2 separate regions of the Homo sapiens genome follow, and region 1 is linked to region 2. A link is an interaction called in ENCODE POLR2A ChIA-PET data of the cell type or tissue named here. Cell type or tissue: A673. All regions are shown on one strand. Each heading gives the region's core, and the rest is flanking DNA. Links, peaks and the distances in the headings are about the cores only. Region 1 has its middle 57 kb from the start of ZNF157. Region 2 holds the start of ELK1 (ETS transcription factor ELK1).

Region 1 (10,824 bases), core at 3,152-5,651, 330 kb before region 2:
CTCCTGGGTTTGAGCAATTCTTCTGACTCAGCCTCCTGAGTAGCTGGGATTACAGATGTGTGCAACCACACCCGGCTAATTTTTGTATTTTTAGTAGAGAAGGGGTTTCACCACCTTGGTCAGGCTGGTCTCGAACTCCTGACCATGTGATCTGCCCGCCTAGGCCTCCCAAAGTGCTGGGATTACAAGCGTGAGCCACCGCACCTGATCAGTTTTAACTTTCATTTATAATTTTTATTTCTATCATTTCTATTTGGTTCTTTTTCTATATCATCTATATGGTGAGATTTTCCTTCTTGTTTTTTTTTTCATTTATTTATTTATTTATTTTTTAACAGGGTCTCACTCTATTGACCAGGCTGGAGTGCAGTGGTGCAGTCACAGCTCACTGCAGCTTCAACCTACTGGGCTCAATTGATTCTCCTAGCTTAGCCTCTCAAGTAGCTGGGACCACAGGTGCACACCATCATACCTGGCTACTTTTTGTATTTTTTGTAGAGGTGGGGCTTCACCATGTTGCCCAGGCTGGTCTCAAATTCCTGGGCTCAAATGATTCAACTGCCTTGGCCTCTCAAAGTGCTGGGATTACAGGCGTGAGCCACCACGCCTGGCACAAGGATTTCTATTTCTTCTTTTGTTTCCAGTTTATTTGTAATTCCTTATTGAATCATTTTTATGATGACTACTCTAAAATCCTTGTCAGATAATTCCAGCATCTGATTCATCTTGTTATTGGCTTCTGTTTCTCTGTTTTGTTTTTTGGCTTTTTTTTTGAGACTGAGTCTTGCTCTATCACCCAAGCTAGAGTACAGTGGCATGATCTTGGCTCACTGCAACCTCTGCCTCCCAGGTTCAAGCGATTCTCCTGTCTTAGCCTCCTGAGTAGTTGAGATTACAGGTGCCTGCCACCACACCCGGCTCATTTTTGTATTTTTAGTAGAGACGGGGGTTTCACCATGTTGGTCAGGCTGGTCTCGGACTCCTGACCTCAAGTGATCCACCCGCCTCGGTCTCCCAAAGTGCTGGGATTACAGGTGTGAGCCACTGCACCTGGCCTGTTTGTTTGTTTGTTTTGTTTTTGTTTTTGTTTTTTTGAGACAGAGTCTTACTCTGTTGCCTAGGCTGGAGTGCAGTGGCACAATCATGGCTCACTGCAGCCTCAACTTAACCTGGGCTCAGGTGATCCTCCCAGCTCAGCCTCCTGAGTAGATGGGACTACAGGCATGTGCCACCACGCCTGGCTAATTTTTCTGTTTGTTTATTTTTTTTTTTTTGTAGAGATGAGGTTTCACCATGTTGTCCAGGCTGGTCTTGAACTTCGGGGCTCAAGTGATCCGCCTGCCTTGGCCTCCCAAAATGCTGGGATTATAGCTGTGAGCCACCCTGCCCAGCCACTATTGGCTTCTATTGATGGTCTCCTTTCATTTACATTGTGATTTCTCTGGGTTTTGTTATGACATCTGATTTTTTATTGTATCCTGGACATTTCGTCTATATGCTAGGACATTCAGGGTCCTATTTAAATCTCTATTTTAGTAGGCAGTCATTCTGTTTAGGTTTAGCATTCAGGTTCCAATGACAATTAAAAAAAATTCGTAGAGACAAGATCTTGCTCTGTTGCCCAGGCTGGAGTGCAGTGGTATGATCATAGCTTGTTGCAGCCTTGACTTCCTGTGTTCAAGGGACCCTCCTTCTTCAGCCTCTTGAGTAGCTGGGACTATAGGCACGTGCCACCATGCCTGGTTAATATTTTAATTTTTAGTAGAGACGAGGTCTTGCTATGCTGCCTGAGCTGGTCTGAAACTCCTGGGCTCAAGTGATCCTCCCACCTCACTCTCCCAAAGTGCTGGGATTACAGGTGTGAGCCACCACACCCAGCCTCCGATGACAATTTTGTTTACAGAGACCTTACAGTGTCCTTCTGGTCTGTTTCATTTGCCTGGTTCCATTAGGGCGTTATCTCAGTCTTTATTGGTGCCAGGGGCAGATGTTGCTTCCCTGGTTCCATCTGGTGCTGCTGGGTAGGGGATGGAAGATGTGGAGTTGGGAGGTGGGAGGACTTTTTTCAGCTTCGGGTGTTGGTAGGCCTTCTGCTCCATTTGCCTTGGTGCTGGACTTAGGAGTAGAAGGTCTTCTCCCCTTCCCCTGGGTCTGCATGATGCAAAGTTTTTTGTTTTCGTTTTTGTTTTTGTTTTGAGACGGGTTCTCACTCTGTTACCCAAGCTGAGTGGAGTGGCACAATCACAGCTCACTGCAGCCTCAACCTCCTGGGGTCAAGCAATCCTCCTGCCTCAGCCTCCGAGTAGCTGGGACTACAGGCACGCACTACTATGCCTGGCTAAATTTTTATTTTTTGTAGAGATGGGGTCTCACAATTTTGCCCAGGCTGCAAAGTTTTAAACAGAGTTTTTTTGTGTGTGTGTGGTTGCACTGCTGCAAATGGCTCAGGGCACCTCATCAGACTTTCACTTAGTTGATCTGTCTGTGAATCAGATCCTGTTAGCCTCAGGAATCTCCATGTATCAAGGCAAGTGCCATATGCAAAATCCCAGGGGGCAGCATGGCATAGTGGCAACTTCTTTTTGCCATAGCTTCCAGTCTGCATAATTGTCAGTCCCTGGCATTCAAAAGGCCCATTAGGCCTGATCGGCCCAAGTGTGATGGCACTCTGTATAGCCCGTTGGATTTTTTTATTCAGAGCACTGCCATCTCTATTAGGTTTTTGTTTAATACAGTGATCTTCTCCACACCCCTCCTCCATCTTGTGTTATTTTACTGATACCTCATGGCTGGGTGGAGGAAGCCAGGTGGACTCCTGCTTGTGTTCTATCCCACAGCTGCTGTTTTAATTGTAGCATTCCTCCATTGAGAACATCTCATATAATCAGGAGAAGGCAGGGCATAGTGGCTCATGCCTGTAATGCCAACACTTTGGGAAGCTGGGGTGGGAGAATTGCTTGAATCCAAGAGTTTGACACCAGCCTGGGCAACATAGTGAGACTATGTTTGTACAGCAAATACAAAAATTAACTGGGCATGATGGTGCACACCTGTAGTCCCAGCTACTCAGGAGGCTGGGCAGGAGGATCGCTTGAGCCTGGGAAGTCGAGGCTGCAGTGAGCCATGATTGTGCACTGCACTCTCCTGGGCAACAGAGTGAGACCCTGTCTCAAAAAAAAACAAGAAAACCAGGAGCAGTATTACACATCTATTATTACAGTACTTTTATTATTTATTTATTTTTTTTGGAGACTGAGTCTTCCTCTATTGCCCAGGCTAGAATGCAGTGGAGCAATCTTGGCTCATGGCTACCTCCGCCTCCCGGGTTCAAGTGATTCTCCTGCCTCAGCCTCCCAAGTAGCTGGGATTACAGGTGTGCACCACCATGCCTGGCTAAATTTTTTTGTATTTTTAGTAGAGACGGGGTTTCACCATGTTGGCCAGGCTGGTCTTGAACTCCTGACCTCAGGTGATCTGCCTGCCTCAGCCTCCCAAAGTGCTGGGATTACAGGCTTGAGCCACTACGCCCAGACTATTACGGTACTTTTAGCAGCATCAGTTCAAACCACTTGAGTGTGTGTCCATCAAGTAAAACATAACACAGTTTGAACAAGTATCCTTCACAGTGGCGAATCCGTGTGGGTCTGCGGCAACCTCAATCCTTGCCTCATAAGAAGAAAGAATTCAACTGAGGGGCATAAAGCAGAAGGAGAGACTGAGGCAAGTTTTAGAGCAGGAGCAAAAGTTTATTAAAAAGCTCTAGAGCAGGAACAAAAGGAAGTAAAGTGCACTTGGAAGAGGGCAAAGTGGGTGACTAAAGAGTCAAGTGCATGGTTTGACCTTTGACTTGGGGTTTTATACTTCAGCATGCTTCCAGGGTCTTGCGTCCCTTCTCCCATGATTCTTCCCTTGGGGTGGGCTGTCCCCATGCACAGTGGCCTGCCAGCACCTAGAAGGGGCCACATGCACACTGTGTTTACTGGAGTTGTACGCAAGCTCACTTGAGGCATTCTTCCCTTACCAGCCGAAAGGTCAGATACCAGTTAAACTCCGCCTCTTAGTGCGCATGATTGAGCCCATTCGCCCAACTCCTGGAATCTTATCAGAAAGCTGCTGTTCACCAGCTTCAGGTGTTTTCTATTTATTGGGAGACCACCTTTCCCTGGTGCCAACCTCAACCAATTACCATTTTAGAAAAACAGTTTAACAACCGCCTGACTGTCACCTGATGGTCGCCTGACATTCCTGGGGGTGGGGGTGGGGGCGCTCCTGCCCTGCTCGTGTCTGCCTGACTACCTACTGTAACAGTATCAACCATGGTGAGGCACCCCTGAGAACCTGAGAGGGTGTCACAGGTTCGATGTGGTCAATCTATTAGGAGCAGGTGGGGGCCAATGCCTAGTGTAATGGGGACTCTGTAACCAAAAGACTAATGGACTAATGGTCTGGCATCCGAATCAGAAATGTAGAGTTCTCTACTTTGTAACAAACAGCATCTTTTCCCCATTTTGGCTTCCAGAGAGCTGAGTATTTTGAATCCACCCCTGCAGATTCGCTATAAGAAACTTTACTTGGCAAGCAGGACTCTGGATTTTGTTGGGGTTGACCAGCTACCCCTGCTGGTGGAGGCGCGACAACACCTTGGTTCGGGCTGTGAGACTAAGGCTTTTTTTTTTTTTTGAGATGGAGTCTCACTCTGTCACCAAGGTTGGAGTGCAGTGGCGTGATCTCAGCTCACTGCACCCTCCACCTCTCGGGTTCGAGTGATTCTCCTGTCTCAGCCTCCCGAGTAGCTGTGATTACAGGCACCCATCATCATGCCTGGCTAATTTTTTGGTACATTTAGTAGAAACGGGGTTTCGTCATGTTGACCAGGTTGTTCTTGAACTCCTGACCTCAAGTGATCCACCCGCCTCATCCTCCCAAAGTGCTAGGATTACAGGTGTGAGCCGCTACACCCAGCCGAGACTAATGCTTTTGAATTGCCACCCAACGGAACATCAGCTATGTAGTGAAAGCTCCAGACATCAGAGGGTAGAGGCACTTGCACTGAGAACTCACCCACTGGTGACAAATGGTAGTAGAGTTTTCCCTATGAGTGCTTTTTACATGTAGCAGTGCCCTAAAAAGAGAAAGAAAGCATGTGTGATCAGACCTGGGCGGTGGGGGGGGGGGGCAGGGTTGGGGGGTGTCTCCCCATTGCCCTTAACTTGGCTTGCAGAGCTCCTCTGTCTTCTCTCCAAAAAGACATTGTGACCTTACTTGGCTTCACGTTGGATGCCAATTTGTCAAGCGGCCAAGCAGTTGTTAAGCAGCAGCACAGTAAAGTTGGCTTGTCACATTTCTTTAGATTCAGCTGGTAAGGAGACAACAAACTCATTTTTATTTTTATTTATTTTTTTTCAGACACAGTCTCACTCTGTCACCCAGGCATGAGTTCAGTAGCACAATCACGGCTCACTGCAGCCTCGACCTCCCAGGCTCAAGTGACCCTCCCACCTCAGCCTCCCGAGTAGCTGGGACTACAGGTATGTGCCACCACGCCTGACAATTCTATTTTTATTTTTTGTAGAGATGGGGTCTTGCTATGCTTCTTCAGCTGGTCTTGAATTTCTGGACTTAAACATTCCTCCTGCCTCAGCCTCCCAAAGTGTTAAGGATTACAAGTGTGAGCCACCTTGCCCAGCCGCATAAGGATTTATTATGTTCACACAGTAAAAGCAAGGTCATTGTGTCATCCCAGAGGATGACACTCAACTAGATGACACAAAACATGCATGGTGGCTCACTTTGTTGTGGATGACCCTCCTCTAAACTACAGCCAAGCCGTCTTAAAAATTACAATGAAGTCAGCTGGGTGCGGTGGCTCACGCCTGTAATCCCAGCACTTTGGGGGGCTGAGGTGGGTGGATTACTTGAGGCCAGGAGTTCAAGACCAGCCTGGCCAACATGGTGAAACCCCGTCTCTACTAAAAATGCAAAAAATTAGCCGGGTGTGGTGGCTCATGCCTGTAGTCCCAGCTGCTTGGGAGGCTGAGACACTAGAATTGCTTGAACCCGGGAGGCAGAGGTTGCAGTGAACTGAGATTGTGCCGCTGCACTCCAGCCTGGGTGACAGAGCAAGACTCTGTTTCAAAAAAAAAAAAAATGGAATTGAGAATTACAGTGAAATCTTCCACTGTACCCTAAGGGGCAGGCCTGCTGAGGCAGAAAGTCCCCTGTGTCATCAGAACCAGAGAGACAGGCTGGGTGCAGTGGCTCACACCTGTAATCCCAACACTTTGGGAGGCTGAGGCAGGTAGATCGCTTGAGCCCAGGAGTTTTTTTTTTTTTTTTTCTGAGACGGAATCTTTCTCTGTCACCCAGGCTGGAGTGCAGTGGTGTGATCTTGGCTCACTGCAACCTCCACCTCCCAGTTTCAAGCAGTCCTCCTGCCTCAACCCCCCGAGTAGCTGGGATTACAGGCACCCACCACCACACCTGGCTAATTTTTGTGTTTTTAGTAGAGACAAGGTTTCACCATGTTGGCCAGGCTGGTCTCAAACTTCTGACCTCTGGTGATCCACCCACCTCGGCCTCCCAAAGTGCTGGGATTACAGGCGTGAGCCACTGCACCCAGCTGAGCCCAGGAATTTGAGATCGGTTTGGGTAACATGGTGAAACCCTGTGTCTACAAAAAAATACAAAAATTAACTAGGCGTAGTGGCATGCACCGATAGTCCCAGCTACTCAGGAGGCCAAGGTGGGAGGATTGCTTTAGCCCAGGAAGTCAAGGCTGCAGTGAGCCGTGATCATGCACTCCAGCCTAGGTGACAGAACAAGACCCTGTCTCAAAAAAAAGAACCAGGGAGGCAGATGAGAAACAGCTTTGTGATAGCTCTTCACAGGACTGCTGTGTTCCAGGCGAAGATGCCAGGGCATGCCACCAGGATTCAGGTGACTGCTCCCAAGCTTTGACTCTGTAGCCTATGCGGAGAAATGCCAGGCTGCCAGGGCACCTGGCTAGAGCCCTCCACATACAATTTATACAATGAGACAGGCCTTATAGCTTAGAATCTTATCAGTATTTATTTATTTATTTATTTACTTATTTATTTATTTTGAGACAGAGTCTCGCCCTGTTGCCCAGGCTGGAGTGCAGTGGCACGATCTCAACTCACTGCAGCCTCCACCTCCCGGGTTCAAACGATTCTTCTGCCTCAGCCTCCCGAGTAGCTGGGATTACAGACGCGCACCACCATGCCCAGCTAAATTTTGTATTTTTAGTAGAGACAGGCTTTCGCCATATTGGTCAGGCTGGTTTTGAACTCCTGACCTCAGGTGATCCTCCCGCCTCGGCCTCCCAAAGTGCTGGGATTATAGGCGTGAGCCACTGCACCCGACCATAGTGACTTTTTGCAAACCCTCAAGGGCTGTAAACAAAACAACTTTCCATTGCCAGAGAATTATATTTAAATCAACGTTACTATCCAAATGTCTAAATGTCTTTTAACACATGGTTACTTGTTTATTTCTTCTCTAATCTTCTATGCAGGATAAATTCAGATTCTTGTCCTCAGGAGTCTGGATTAAAAATATACTTTGTATTGCTGGCAATATTGTCATAAAACTAAATTTTCTTATACGGATACATTAAAAAGCACAGGGAGTGCTGGGCTTGGTGGCTCATGCCTGTAATCCCAGCAATTTGGGAGGCCAAGGCGGGCAGATCTCTTGAGGCCAGGAGTTCGAGACCAGCCTGGCCAACATGGTGAAACCTCGTCTCTACTAAAAATACAAAAAAAATTAATGGGGAGTGGTGGCATGGACCTGTAATCCCAGATACTCAGGAGGTTGAGGCGGGAGAATCGCTTGAACCTGGGAGGCAGAGGTTGCAGTGATCTCAGCTCACGCCACTGCACTGTACTCTAGCCTGGGAGACCCCGTTTCAAAAAAAAAAAAAAAAAAGAACAGACAAAATGAATCTACGGTGCAACAAGTGAGGGTAGGAGCAAATGCTTGGGAAGGACACAAAGGGAGGTTCCGGGGGTGCTGGTGATGTTCTGTTCCTTGACCTAAGCATTGTCACTGTGGGGAATGTGTATTCACTTTGGAATAATTCGGTCAGTTGGACCCATGGGTTGTGTATATATTTTTTTCCTGGCAGGTGAGTGGTTACACACTCCACTCCTTAGTGGATTTTGGCTTCCATGGCTACTGTCCTGCTGCTTTGTACATTTTTCTGATAAAAGCTTCAGTGAAAGGTTTTACAAATCAACAGAAAGAATAAACGATGAAGAGGAAAATGGCCTGGGAAAAAATGATTTCATACAGATAAGCTTCCCAGACGCTCTTGTTTCCTGACTCCCGTCCAAGCGCGGTGGCCAGCCATCTAGGCAGCCTTCCTTAGGCTTTCTCTCGGCTTCTGCCTTTGTCTGCAGCCCTCCTTTCTTTTCACTCCAGGGGCTGTTTATTGATCTCCTTGCTGCCATGCCTTCTGTTCCCATGGTAACGCAGGGGCTGCCCCATGCTGTTATGCACTTTTCTCTCCTAGGCTCAAAACAAGCATTGCAGAAACGGTTCTTTGGAACGTGAGTCCCCCTAGATACTCTATGGAAAGAGAAACCGGTTCATGGTCAAAACAGTTTTCAGGGGGCAGATATGGTGGCTCATGCCTGTAATCCCAACACTTTGGGAAGTCGAGGTGGGAGGATCGCTTGAGGCTAGCAGTTCAAGACCAGCCTGCGCAACAAAGTGAGACACCCCGCCCCCACTACACACACAATCTCTAAAAATAAGTAATGAATGCCCTTACTCTTGGAATTTCCCAGTAGATATTAGCATCTTAAAGGCTCTGCACCTGTTTAACCAAAATTTTCCCTAACTTTTTTGACCCTGGAGAGCCCTCCCACCGCTTTCCCTTTAACATTTGCTGGTGCCCTGGGGGACTATCTTTTGTGGCAACCATTTTGGGAAATGCTGCCCTTAGCCCTTTTATATAACTATTTGATGGACAGCTCTATCTGGATGTCACAAAGATACATCAAACTCATCTTGTTCAAAACAGATTTGATACTGTCCCTGTAATCTTCAGTTCCTACATCTTATCAGTCCTCCAACCCTAGGATTTACTTTCTTCAAATGTCTCTCAACCCCCTGACACATCTCATGCTTACTGCTTTTTTTTTTTTTTCAATGGGGTCTCCCCCTATTGCCCAGACTGGAGTGCAATGGCACCATCTTGGCTTACCACAACCTCCACCTCCCGGGTTCAAGCAACTCTCTTGCCTCAGCTTCCCAAGTAGCTGGGATTACAGGCGCCTGCCACCACGCCCAGCTAATTTTTGTATTTTTAGTAGAGATGGGATTTCACCATGCTGGCCAGGCTGGTCTCGAACCCCCAACCTCAGGTGATCTGCTGCCTTGGCCTCCCAAAGTGCTGGGATTACAGGCATGAGCCACCGTGCCCAGCTGCTCACTGCTTTTTAAAAAAATTAATTTATTGATTTTTATTTTTGTAGAGACAGGGGTCTCACTATGTTGCCTAGGCTGGTCTTGAACTCCTGGCTTCAAGCAATCCTCCTGCTTCAGCCCCCCAAAGTGCTGGGATTACAACCGGGCACTACCATGCCCAGCTAATTTTTGTATTTTTAGTAGAGACAGCATTTCACCACGTTGCCCAGGCTGGTCTTGAACTCCTGGGCTCAAGTTATCCACCCCCCACTCAGCCTGCCAGAGTGCTGGGATTACAGGTGTGAGCCACCACGCCCAACCTATACTCCAATTTAACAAGCTCTGACTTTGCAAAAGAACACCAAGATCTTGGTTCCAGTTGTCAAGAAAAGGTTTCCCTGGGGTCAGGGTGTATGGGCCAGGAGGTGCGCATGCAGCGGGCCTCATAGTACAGGGAACCTGGCTAAGAGTGTTCCCTATTTTTACTTCAGGCCTTGATTACATTTTGCACCTGGACTTCTGCAGTAGTATCCTAAATATCTATCTGATCCCCACTTCTCTCCCCCTTCTTAAATGTACACTTCACACTGCAACGCGACTGCTGGAAATACACCGTGATTATGTTATTCCCACTAGTTAAAACTTCCCATTGGGCCAGGCACCATGGCTCACACCTGTAATCCCAACACAGGGAGGCTGAGACGGGCGGCTCACTTGTGCTTAGGAGTTGGACACCAGCCTAGCCAACATGGCAAAACCCCATCTCTACAAAAAACACAAAAATTAGCCAGGTGTGGTGGTGCGTGCCTGTAATCCCAGCTACTCAGGAGGCTGAGGGAGGAGAATCACTTGAACCCAGGAGGAGGAGGGGGATATAGTAAGCCGAGATTGTGCCACTGCATTCCAGCCTGGGCGACACAGCAAGACTCTGTCTCAAAAAAAAAAAAAAAAAAAAAGAAGAAGAAAGAAAGAAAAGAAAAGAAACAAGGTCGGATGTCGGATGTGGTGGCTCACGCCTGTAATCCCAGCACTTTGGGAGGCCGACGTGGGTGGATCACGAAATCAGGAGTTTGAGACCAGCCTGGCCAACATGTTGAAACCCTGTCTCTACTAAAAATAAAAAAAATTAGCCGGGTGTGGTGGCAGGCGCCTGTAATCCCAACTACTCCGGAGGCTGAGGCAGGAGAATTGCTTGAACCTGGGAGGCAGAGGTTGTAGTGAGCCAAGATCATGCCACTGCACTCCAGCCTGGGCAACAGAGCGAGACTCTGTCTCAAAATAATAATAATAATAATAATAATTTTAAAAAGAAAAGAAAAGAAACAAACCTCCCATTGGCTTCAATGAAAAGCTTGAATTCCATCAGCTCTGAAGCCTCTCATGCCCACCTTC
Region 2 (10,824 bases), core at 1,871-4,370:
CTGACAGACAGTAAGGAAACAGGGACTTCAGTCCTACAATCTCAAGGAATTGGATTCTGCCAACAACTTGAATGAGCAGGAAATGGATTTTCCCCTAGAGCCTCCAGAAGGAACGCAACCCTGCCAATACCTTGATTTCAGCTGAGACCAGTGTGGGACTTCTGACCTACAGAACTGTAAGATAACAAATGTGTTGTTTTAAGCAGCTAAATTTGTGATTATTTGTTACAGCAAGAATAGAAAACTAGTTCCATCCTCCTCATTTGAATATTATCTGTATCTTCTACCATATCAATGTCAAGTTTTTCAGGAGGTTTTTTTTTTGCCAGACCCTTGCAAAGGCTGCTCACTCCACGTGGGGCTTCCTTCTTTCGCCTAGCAGTCTTTCTTATCTTTCAAGTCCCAGCCCAAAGGTCCTTTCCTTTATGAAGCCGTCCTAAAACTGAATGAATGCCTGATCTCTCTGTCCTGTTACTGTCCCTGAATGTTCTCGTTCTTTTTTTTTTTTTCTTTTTTTTTGAGATGGAGTCTCTCTCTGTTGCCCAGGCTGGAGCGCAGTATAGTGGCACAATCTTGACTCACTGCAACCTCTGCCTCCCAGGTTCAAGCGATTCTCATGCCTCAGCCTCCCGCATAGCTGGGATTACAGGTACCCACGACCACGCCCGGCTAATTTTTGTATTTTTAGTAGAGACATGGTTTCACCATGTTGGCCAGACTGGTCTTGAACTCCTGACCTCAAGTGATCCACCCACCTCCCACCTTGGCTTCCCAAAGTGCTAGGATTACAGGTGTGAGATACCGTGCTCGGCCCTGAATATTCTCTTTCTTGATGACAGCAATAATTAACATCTATTGAGAGCTTAATACACATCAGGCACTCTTCTAAGCAGAGAGGCAATATGGCCTGCTGGACAACTGCCCAGGCACTAGGGCCAGATTGCCAGTGTTTGAATCCTGGTTCTGCCACTTATTAGCTGTGTGACCCTGGGCATATTCTTTTTCTTTTTTTAAGAAATGGGGTCTCACTATGTTGCCCAGGCTGTTCTTGAACTCCTGGGCTCAAGCAATCCTCTCTCCCTGGCCTCCTAAAGTGCTAGGATTACAGGCATGAGGCACCACGCTTGGCTGATATTCTTTAACCTCTTTGTACCTCAATTTTCTCATGTGTAAAACAGGGATAATGATATGCCCATTAGTAAAATGGGGATAACAATACCTAGTTCACAGAGATATTGTACAGATTAAATATTATATGCCTGAGGTGTATGATAAGCTCTAAATATTAGTTTCTGATTTGTTCATAGTCCCTTATCTGCCATTCCAACATCCAAAATGCTCTAAGGGCAGAAAGCTTCTTTTAACTCTTTTGGTGGCAAAACCTGATTTGAAATGAAACAAGGCCCTTTCTGGTCTTTATTGAATCTCACTTATTGCGAGTGTTCATACATTTTGCTGCAGAAATATGAACACAGCCGATTACAGAGCTTACTAAGGGGTGTTATGTAACATCGTATATGCATCATGTTACCTTTCTGAAATGTGAAGAAATGGAAATTCTGAAACACATCTGGCCCCAGGGGTTTTGGGTAAGGGCATGTACACCTGTACTGTTATTTTTTTTTTTAATGGGCATTGACTTATTTATCCCTGATCATGCCTCTGAGAAGTAGGTAGTCTTCCTGTCATTAACTTATAAATGAGGCAGCGGAGGCACAAATGTCTACGTACCTTCCACAGGCCACATGTGGCAAAGCCAGCATTTGGAGCCAGGCAGTCAGGTTCCAGTTGACTAAGCATTTCACCATTAGGCTAAACGGCCCCTCACACCGACTATTCCCTCTCAGCATGTCCTTCAAAGAACAGGATCCTCCCTGTCACCCCATTACTGCTTTCTTTCCTGAGAGCAAACTGGAAATAAACATGAGCTTCCTGTTCAATTATACAAGTCACAAAGCCATGAAGTGTCCGATTAGAGAGTCCTGTCACCAGAGACCTCACTGAATTTGTTTTGCAGGCAGGCTTGTTTCAGAAGTCCAAAGAGTTCAGAGTGACTCCTGGTGGCAAAGACAGGCAATTTTACCAGTTCTTCTTTCAGCTGCAACAGAACCTATCAGCTGAGTGAAAGGTGACGGTGGGCTTCCAGCTTCAACAGCACACAGGGCTTTGTATTTTGTTATTTCTCCCACTTGACCCCTCATAAGAGTTCTAGTAATCTGCCTTGCTTAGATATGTTTACTTCTTTCCATCTCCTTCACTTAGCAAGCATTTGGTGAGTGCATACTGTGGGCCAGGTGCTGCGGATACAGTCGAGAACGCAACAGACAACAATCCCTGCTCCAGAGGAGCTCACATCTTAGCAGGAAAGGCAGATGAGAAAAAAGGCAAACATGTACAAGAGTGCGTCAGATGGTGGTAAGGGTTATGGGAAAAAAATCAAGCAGGGGAGAGCTGTTACTTTTACATGGAGAGTCAGGGGAGAGTAGTCGCCAAGGAGGGGACAACTGGGCAGAGACCAAAAGGAGGTGAAGGAACTGAGCTCGTGAGTATCTGAGAGCAGCAAGCCAGGTGGAAGCGGCAGCCGGTGTGAAGGGCCCAAGGCTGGAGAGTGCCTGGCAGGTGACATGGGGAGAGGAGGCTGACATGGGTTCGGGGGAGAGGAGGGAGGCAGCGGGAGAGGAGAACAGAGTGACGGGGGCCAGACTGAGCCAGGCTTTTTCGGGTGCTGTCAGGATGTTGAGTGAGACAGGAGCCACAAGAGGGTTGTGAACAGAGGGATGACAGGCTGTGACTGAGATTTCAACAGGATCCCCCTGGCGGTTGTGAGAAGAACAGACTGTTGGGGCTGAAGAAGCCACTGCGGTAGATGATGGTGGTAGCAGTGGGGCTGGCGAGAAGTAGCTGGGGTCTGGAGAAAGCCTGAACACAGAATAGGACTTGCTGACAGATAGCATGCCCGGGGGAGGTGAGAGAAGGGTCCAGGGTGAGTCTAGGTTTGTGGCCTAATCACCCACAAAGACAGCATTGTGGTCAGCTGAGGTGGGAGCCTTGCAGGAGAGTAAGTTTTGAGGGGGGTCACACCAGTTTTGGAGATGGTCAGTTTCAGAGGCCTGTCAGACATCTACGGGTATGCTATGAATACATTTTAATAATTTAAAAATGCAAGCCAGGCATACGATCCTTACCGTGGGCTGCACACTCTTTGAATCATTTAACTCATTGAATCCTCAAACCACCGTTAAAGGGTGGGGATTATCATTTCCCCCATTTTCCACATGAGGCAATGGAGGTACAGAGAAGTAACCTGCCCCAAGTCACACAGCTGGAAGTTGGCAGAGCCGGAATTCAAAACCTAAGTGGTTTGGCTCTAGTGAGCAATCGCCTTACACCACCAGTTCTCCATGAAGAGAAACAGAGAAGGGTAAGATCCTAGAGAGTGACAGGAATGCTGTTTTTACACAGGGTGTACAAGGAGTTCTTCCCCAAGGAAGTGACACCTGGCCTGAAGGAGGGGAGGTAGCAAGCCAGGCTGCCCTCTGTGGGGGAGGGCCTTCAGGCGGAGCGAACGGCGTGTACAAAGGCTCTGAGGCAGCCACCCTGAACTATCTACCGTTCCCGAGACAGTTCCAACCTCTGAGGGTAAGCACGGGCTGCTCTCCCCGCAGGGAGAGCTCTTCCCTCACTTCATGGACTCAATTACACAATCATCGCATTCCAGGAAGAATTCATTCTTCCTCTGCGTGATCAAAGGTGCCAAATAACCTGCCTGCCCTTGCAAATCTGTTCTTCTTTCTGAGTCTTCAGCCTTATGTTCCTCTGCCCCTGTTCTGGCTATTCTGGCTCAAGGTTACCCTGAGCAAGTTACTCAGCCTCTCTTTGCTTGTTTCCTCATCTGTAAAATGGGGATATTTTACTCTCAAAGTCAAATATTCTCAAAAGTACACCTACCCTCCAAGGCTTCTGTGAGGATTAACTGTGTCAATTCTGTAAAATACTTCTGTAAAAGACTTGAGGGGTTGACTTTTTTTTTTGTTTTTACAAGTAGCATTGTTAGGAACTTCTTTTTTATACATGTGCCTTTGTATAGTATATTCCAAGCACCATAGTGTTTAACAATGAATATTTACTGAAATAACACTACCCAGGTGCCAGAAAATCAAATCACTCTTAGAAACATCTTTTATGCCTGTGCCTTTAGGAGAGTGTATTATGCACACCACAGTGGTTATTTTTTGGGTTTTTTTTCGGAGACGGGGATCTCACTATGTTGCACAGGCTGGCCTGGAACTCCTGGGCTCAAGTGATCCTCCCACCTCAGCCTCTGTGCCCAGCTATACACCACAGTTTTGTGAACACATTCTTTCAATGCAACAACACAGTCCTTATTCACATATACAACTAGCACTCTTAGAAACAGCTTTTATACCTGTGCCTCCATAGAGCATATTACATACCTCAGTTTTGTGAACATATCCTTTTGAAAAGGAGGAAAATCCTTATTCATATATAAACTGGCATTCTTAGAAATATCTTTGACACATGTATCTTTTTGTAGTGCATTCCAGGCACCACCGTGTGGTAAACATCCTTTGGGGGTTGGTATTTGAACAGAAAAGTGCCTCTGATGTGTGGCAGATACTCCACAGATATTAGCTATTAGCTAGTGTGTCATCCTTCTCCCCCTGCCCCTGCAATCCTATCCTATGTATCACCTGCACTATCTGGCTCCCATCACCTGTGTGACCTCACCTTCTACCCTTCCCCGCACTCTGCTCCAGCCACACTGGCCGCCTTGATGTTCCTTGAACATGGCAGGCACCATCCCACCTCAGGGCCTCTGAACTGGCACTTCCTTCTGCCTGGTATGCTCTTCCCGTAGACATTAAGGCTCTCTCCGTCTCTACCGTGAGGCCCTAATTCAAGAGTCACCTTCCCTATGCCTAAGATTTCAACCACCCCCAATACTCGATTCCTACCTGCCCTATTTCATTATTTCTTCTCAGCATTTGTCTATTATGCTAATTTTACTTATTTATTTTGTTCACATAGTCTGTCTCCCCAGCTTGGGTTTTTTTTTTTTTTTTTTTGAGACAGAGTCTCGCTCTGTCACCCATGCTGGAGTGCATGGTGCAATCTTGGCTCACTGCAACCTCCGCCTCCTGGGTTCAAGCAATTCTCCTGCCTCAGCCTCCCAAGTAACTGGGATTACAGGCGCACGCCGCCACACCCAGCTAATTTTTTTGTATTTTAGTAGAGATGGGGTTTCACCGTGATGCCCAGGCTGGTCTTGAACTCCTGAGCTCAGGCAATCCACCCACCTCAGCCTCCCAAAGTGCTAGGATTACTGGTGTTAGCCACCGTGCCCAGCCTCCCCAACTTTTAATAAATGTCAGCTCCACAAGCACAAATATTTCGCCCTGTTTCGTTCCTTGCCATATTCCAGCACCTAGAAGAGTGCCTGGTACTCACAAGGGGCTCAGTAAAGGTTGGTTGCAGGAACAGTCCCAACTAATTAGCTCTCATATCCCTTCTTCTTCCTCATGTGACCCCTACACTGGTGTCTCAAATTATCTTTTTCCCATTTATTCATGGGATAAATTCTTATTGAGCATCTGCTGTTTACCTGGTACATTTTCAGTTGCTGGAGACATAGCGGTGAATGAGCAGACAAAAACTGAGTCCTCATGGGACTCACATTCTAATGAGGAGAGACAGACAACAAACAAGTAACCCACACAGTGTGTCAGACAGTGATAAAGGGCAACGGGACAAATCAGGGACCTGGCTTGAGCCCTGCTGGGTGTGCAGCTTCAGATGGTCAGGGAGGGGTTGACTTTTTTTGTTTTTACAAGTAGCATTGTTAGGAACTTCTTTTTTATACATGTGCCTTTGTATAGTATATTCTAAGTACCATGGTGTGACAATCAACCTTTAATGAAATAACACTACCCAGGTACAACAAAATCAAATCACTCTTAGAAACATCTTTTACGCCTGTGCCTTTAAGAGAGTGTATTACACACACCACAGTGGTTGTTTTTTGGGTTTTTTTTTTTCAGAAAAAGGGATCTCGCTATATTGCCCAGGCTGGCCTGGAACTCCTGGGCTCAAGCTATCCTCCCACCTCAGCCTCCCGAGTAGCTGGGACTATAAGTGCACACCCCTGTGCCCAGCTACACACCACAGTTTTGTGAACACATTCTTTCAATGCAACAACACAGTCCTTATTCACATATACAACTAGCACTCTTAGAAACAGCTTTTATACCTATGCCTTTACAGAGCATATTACGTACCTCAGTCTTGTGAACACATCCTTTTGAAAAGGAGGAAAACCCTTACTCATATATAAACTGGCATTCTTAGAAACATCTTTCATACATGTATCTTTTTATACTGCATTCCACACACCACAGTGTGGTAAACATCCTTTGGGGGTTGGTATTTGAACAGAGTGCTGAAAGGAACCATGCAGAGATCTGGGGGTGGTGTTCAAGGCACAAAGAACAGCCAATGCAAAGGCCCTGAGGCTGGCCCATGCCTGCTATGTTTGAGGAGCTGTGTGGTGGAACCAGTGTGGTTGGAGCACAGTAAGGGGGTGGGAAGGTATAGGCGGTAATGCTAGAAAGGTTACTTGTTTTACCATTAATTCACAGTTAATATTTATTTACACTGGAAGGGATTCTAGTTCTGATCCCCCATTTCACAAATGAAGAAAAAGGCACAGAGAGGAAGTGGTTAAATCACTCATCTAAGGTCACACAGCTGCTGGGATTGGGGGGTGGGTGGGTGCTGAGAGAAGGTGAGGAATGAAGACTGCTCTGCAGGCAGAGGGAACAGCAAGAACAAAAGCTTGGAGGTGAGAACTAATTTGGTTTTTAAGGACTGAGGCCTCACGTGGGGTGGGATGAGATCTAAGAGGGGAGCCTCAAAAATTATCCTGTGTCCTGAGTACTTCCTGGGCCACCTTTGAGTAAGGAATTTAACCTCCCTATGGCCCAATTCCCTCACTACCTATCTCATGGGGTTGTGGTGAGGATTAAAGGAACTCATTCATATGAAACACTCTGCCTGATATACGGCAGGTGCTCAATAAACGCTAGCTCCTATTGGCATTACTATCATCACTGGCGCTAATGTATTCACTTATTGTAGTGAGGCAGAACGTCTTTGTGGTTACGAGTGTGACCAGGCTGACCCACTATTAAGAGGTGGAGGACAGGGAAGGCCGTACAGTGCTCCATCACAAGGAAAAGAGGATCAGCACGTTCTCTTCTGGGAAGGGAAAAAAAAAGAGAAGGAAATTGAAAGTACACGGCCGATCTTCCCCCAATTACAAAGCACTGGACTCACGGGAGGGTATGCGGGGGACTGTGCAAGCATACAGGGGTGTGGGGGAGGAAGGCCAATGAACAGATCCACTGCAAAGGGAGGGGTGATGAGGCTCATCGTCTGAGGGGAAGGGGAGCAGAAAACCTTACAGACTCCTGCACCACAGTGAGAGGAGAGAAAAGCCATCACACAGACTGATTCAAAGCAGAGAGGGAAAAGGCTATGGACTGAGCTACTGAAAATAGGGAGATGTAAAGCACTAAACTAACCCACTATTAAAAAGGAGAGAACCCCAAGCGCTAGAGCGACAGTCTACGAAAAAGAGGAGACAGGGCAATGGACTGATAGCTAAAGGGACGTGAATCCAAACATGAAGACTGATCCACTATAAAATGGTGGTGGTGGTGGTGGGGGGGGGGGGTGGTTTTGAAAAAAGCCATGGACTGATGCATTGGGGGACTGGAGGAGGCAGGAATACAAACTCAGGTAGACTCACTGTTAAAGAGGGATGCGGAGGAGTGCGGCGCCACGGATTGATTCGCTACGATGTACAGGAAGGGTGGAATAAATAAGGCCACGGACGGGTCTCCTGAAAGTTGAGGCTAGGAGAAATCCAAACACTCAGATACACCTACTATTAAGGGGGCTGAACACTGTCACAGGCTAGCTCCCTATAAGTGGGGGTGGGTGGGGGGCGGGTGGGGGTAGGGGTAGGGGGAAAGCCTATGGACGAGTCCACCCTAAGTTGGCGTGGGGAAAAACATAAGCACGCAGACCGATCCATTATACAACGGGAGGGGGAGGTTAGGCCACGGTCAGATCCACTATAAGGGACGAAGGGCTTGAGCAATGCCACACGCAGGTCCACCAGCCGTGGTGGTGGCGGCGGGGAGTCGAACACCAGCAGGCCACCGGCCAAGCCACATCCTCTGCGCGGGGGCGGGAAGGATACGTGGGGTCACGGACTGGGCCCTCCACCCTCCAGGCCCAGAGCTCACCTGTGTGTAGCGTGGCGGTGGCGTTGGCAATGTTGGCAGCTCCGGGGGGCGGGGGCTCCATACGCGGCCCCACCGCCCCCCAGGCCTGGGTTCCGAGGCGGCGGTGGAGGTGGTGGTGGCGGTGGCGGCGGCAGCACCTAGAAGCCGCCCCTGCGTTTCCCTACAGCTCACGTGGGCCCGAGGAGGAGGAGCCCAATGTCCCGCCGCTCGCTGATTGGCCAAAGCGCTATTAATCGGCCGCAAGGCCTCGAGGGGTTGGGGGACGGGCCCTTCCCTACAGAGCTGTGCCGTGATTGGCGTAAGGGGAAATGATGGAACGCTCACGGCCCCTGGAGTCCCGAGGAGGCGCGTTCGGCCTTCACGGTGCTCCACGCCGATTGGCTCAAGGACTGACGGACTGTGAGCAACTGAAAAGGCTCGGGGCCTGTGTCGGGGGGGCGGGGGTCTGCCTCACACTGATTGGCTTACATGGGATTGATGGAAGACAGCCCCCAAGGACGGGGGTGGGTGGCCCTGTTTTTCTCTGATTGGCGGACGAGGGACTTCTAGACCCCTGCCAAAACACCAAGGGGGCGGTGTCGCACGCCATGCTGCTCAGCGGAAGCAGGGCTTGTATAGAAATGGGCGTAGCAGCCGGCGGGAGTGGGTCGGACTGGGCTCCGCGTAGGCGGGCAGGGCAGCTCTACGGTTAGACAAGACCATAGAGCTGGGTAAAGACGAATTTAGAACACAGCGGAGGTAGGAGGGCAGGATGGCTGTCAGGCACACGAAAGAGCATTGAGTGGCAGAAACGAAATGCTTTCAGAGGGCAGGGTTGAACTGCGGCCAGAGTTAAAAAGGGGAGGAACCTGGCTCTGCATTGATTGGCGGTGGCTGGACTCAACCTAGAATAGGGGCCCGACTAGGGAGAGCGGGATCCAGGTCTGTGCCCATTGGAAGCTGGAACACTTACAAGCAGGGGCTAAGACAAGGTAGGGCTGAGTTAGGGTTTGGGTGTAATTTGGGGTACCTGGGGAATGATTGGGTGTGTGAAAGCGTAAACCTTAGGGCCCTTTGATTGTTGTGGGAATGAACAAACCTCCACCATGAATTGGCCCATTCTCTATGGCAATTCAAAGGGTGGCGTCTAGGAAAAGGAATGGAAGAAAGGGTGAGGTGGGGGGCCCAGGTTGCCAAGATGACAGAAGAGAGGGCAGTGCATAAGGTCAACTGGCAAATACTGCCAGGCAACAGGCTGGAGGCAGGACTGCTGGGGCATTTTGGAGGTTCCACAGAGAGACTGGATCTCTGGGTCTCTCAGTAACTTTGTGCCCTAGGAACAGGCCCCCGTGGCAACTAGCAGGGTTTATGGGGAAAAAGAAGGGCCATGTGACTCAAAGGCATTCAGGCTCTTTAATGTCTGAGGATGGGGGGAAGAAGTCAATGGTGAGGCTTCTCTGGGAAATTCTGCAGGCCTTGTAGTTCTCTAAGCCCCTGAAAAAGAGGACAGAAGAGATTGAACAAAGACTGGGTCTGGGTTACGCCCCCAGGCTTGCTCTGACCTCCCTCCCTTGACTCCAGTTTAGAGGGAAAGATGGTCCTTCCCTTCTTTCGCTCTCTTCCTTCTTCAGGTCACCACCCTAAACACAGAGTCTGGTAGTGGGGTGAGCTGCTCTCACCTCTAGCAACATGTGGATATGGGCTTTGATATTCATGGAGTCCTTGGTGAGGCTGTTGCTGAGCCTAGAGAAAAGAAACAAGAAAGGGCAAAATGGGCCCCACATGATTATGATGACCCTTCCTTATCACTTCAAGATCTACTTATATCCTGGATGATTTCCACCTGGCTCATTCCTATGTGGAAATGCCAAGCCACCATCTGGTTTTCACTGATTCAAAGATTATTAAATGCCTACTGTATGCCAGGCAATTTTAGGCACTGGGAGATAGCAGCAAACACAACAAACAAAACTCCCGGCCTGATGGACTTCAAATTCTTGTAAAGAAAGACATAACAAAAAACCAATGGAATAAAAGCTATGTGTCAGATGGTTCTAACTACAATAACAAAAATTAAAAATGAGAGACAATAAGGAGTACAGGAGTGGGGGGCTGCAATTTTAAAGAGGGCTCAGGGATGGCTTCACGGAGAAGCATTTGAGTAAAGACTTAAAGACAGTGAATTTTGAGTAGTGTGGCTATATGGAGGATGTGTTCCACACACAAGGGGCAGCAAACACAAAGGCACTGAGGTGGGAGTGTGCCTGGCATGTTTGAGGTGCAGCAAAGAGGCCACTCTGGCTGGAGAAGAATAAGTGAAGGGGGAATGTAAGAGGTGAGGTCAGAGAGGTAATGAGGGAGACAAACTGTGTGAAGCCTACAAGGCCATGGTAAGGACCCTGGCTTTGACCTTAAGTGAGATGGGAGCCAAGGGAAGGTTGCAGCAGAGGAAGGAGGTTGAATTACATGAACCAGTCAGTTGACTCCTTTTCTCTAAGCCAGTTTGGATCAGATC

The links. Peaks named below come from ENCODE experiments on the same cell type or tissue, not always from the same donor. Only the 100,000 strongest peaks of a DNase experiment are listed, where the experiment ranks them.
Region 1: POLR2A ChIA-PET joins it to region 2 with 5 read pairs; 2 of 35 experiments call an interaction of 5 or more read pairs at or near these places.

What each region holds. Positions count from the first base shown.
Region 1 is chrX:47,307,972-47,318,795 of GRCh38, forward strand. No RefSeq gene overlaps it. Among named protein-coding and RNA genes, the nearest start is that of ZNF157, 57 kb to the right of the region's middle. RefSeq lists enhancers at 4,065-4,565, 4,119-4,413, 9,357-9,994 and a silencer at 4,631-4,690. In A673, for the core only: a CTCF peak has its summit at 4,616 (motif pointing left); a DNase peak (open chromatin) is centred at 4,610.
Region 2 is chrX:47,642,093-47,652,916 of GRCh38, forward strand. It overlaps ELK1 (ETS transcription factor ELK1), which reads right to left and starts at 8,471. Exons shown (of 7, transcript NM_001114123.3): 1 at 8,331-8,471; 2 at 7,829-7,934. UXT (ubiquitously expressed prefoldin like chaperone) reads right to left here. Exons shown (of 7, transcript NM_004182.4): 6 at 9,989-10,052; 7 at 9,704-9,803. The coding sequence ends at 9,750. RefSeq lists a cis regulatory region at 7,934-8,914 and a silencer at 8,246-8,655. In A673, for the core only: CTCF peaks have their summits at 2,067 (motif pointing left) and 2,820; DNase peaks (open chromatin) are centred at 1,989 and 2,819; H3K27ac peaks cover 349 bases.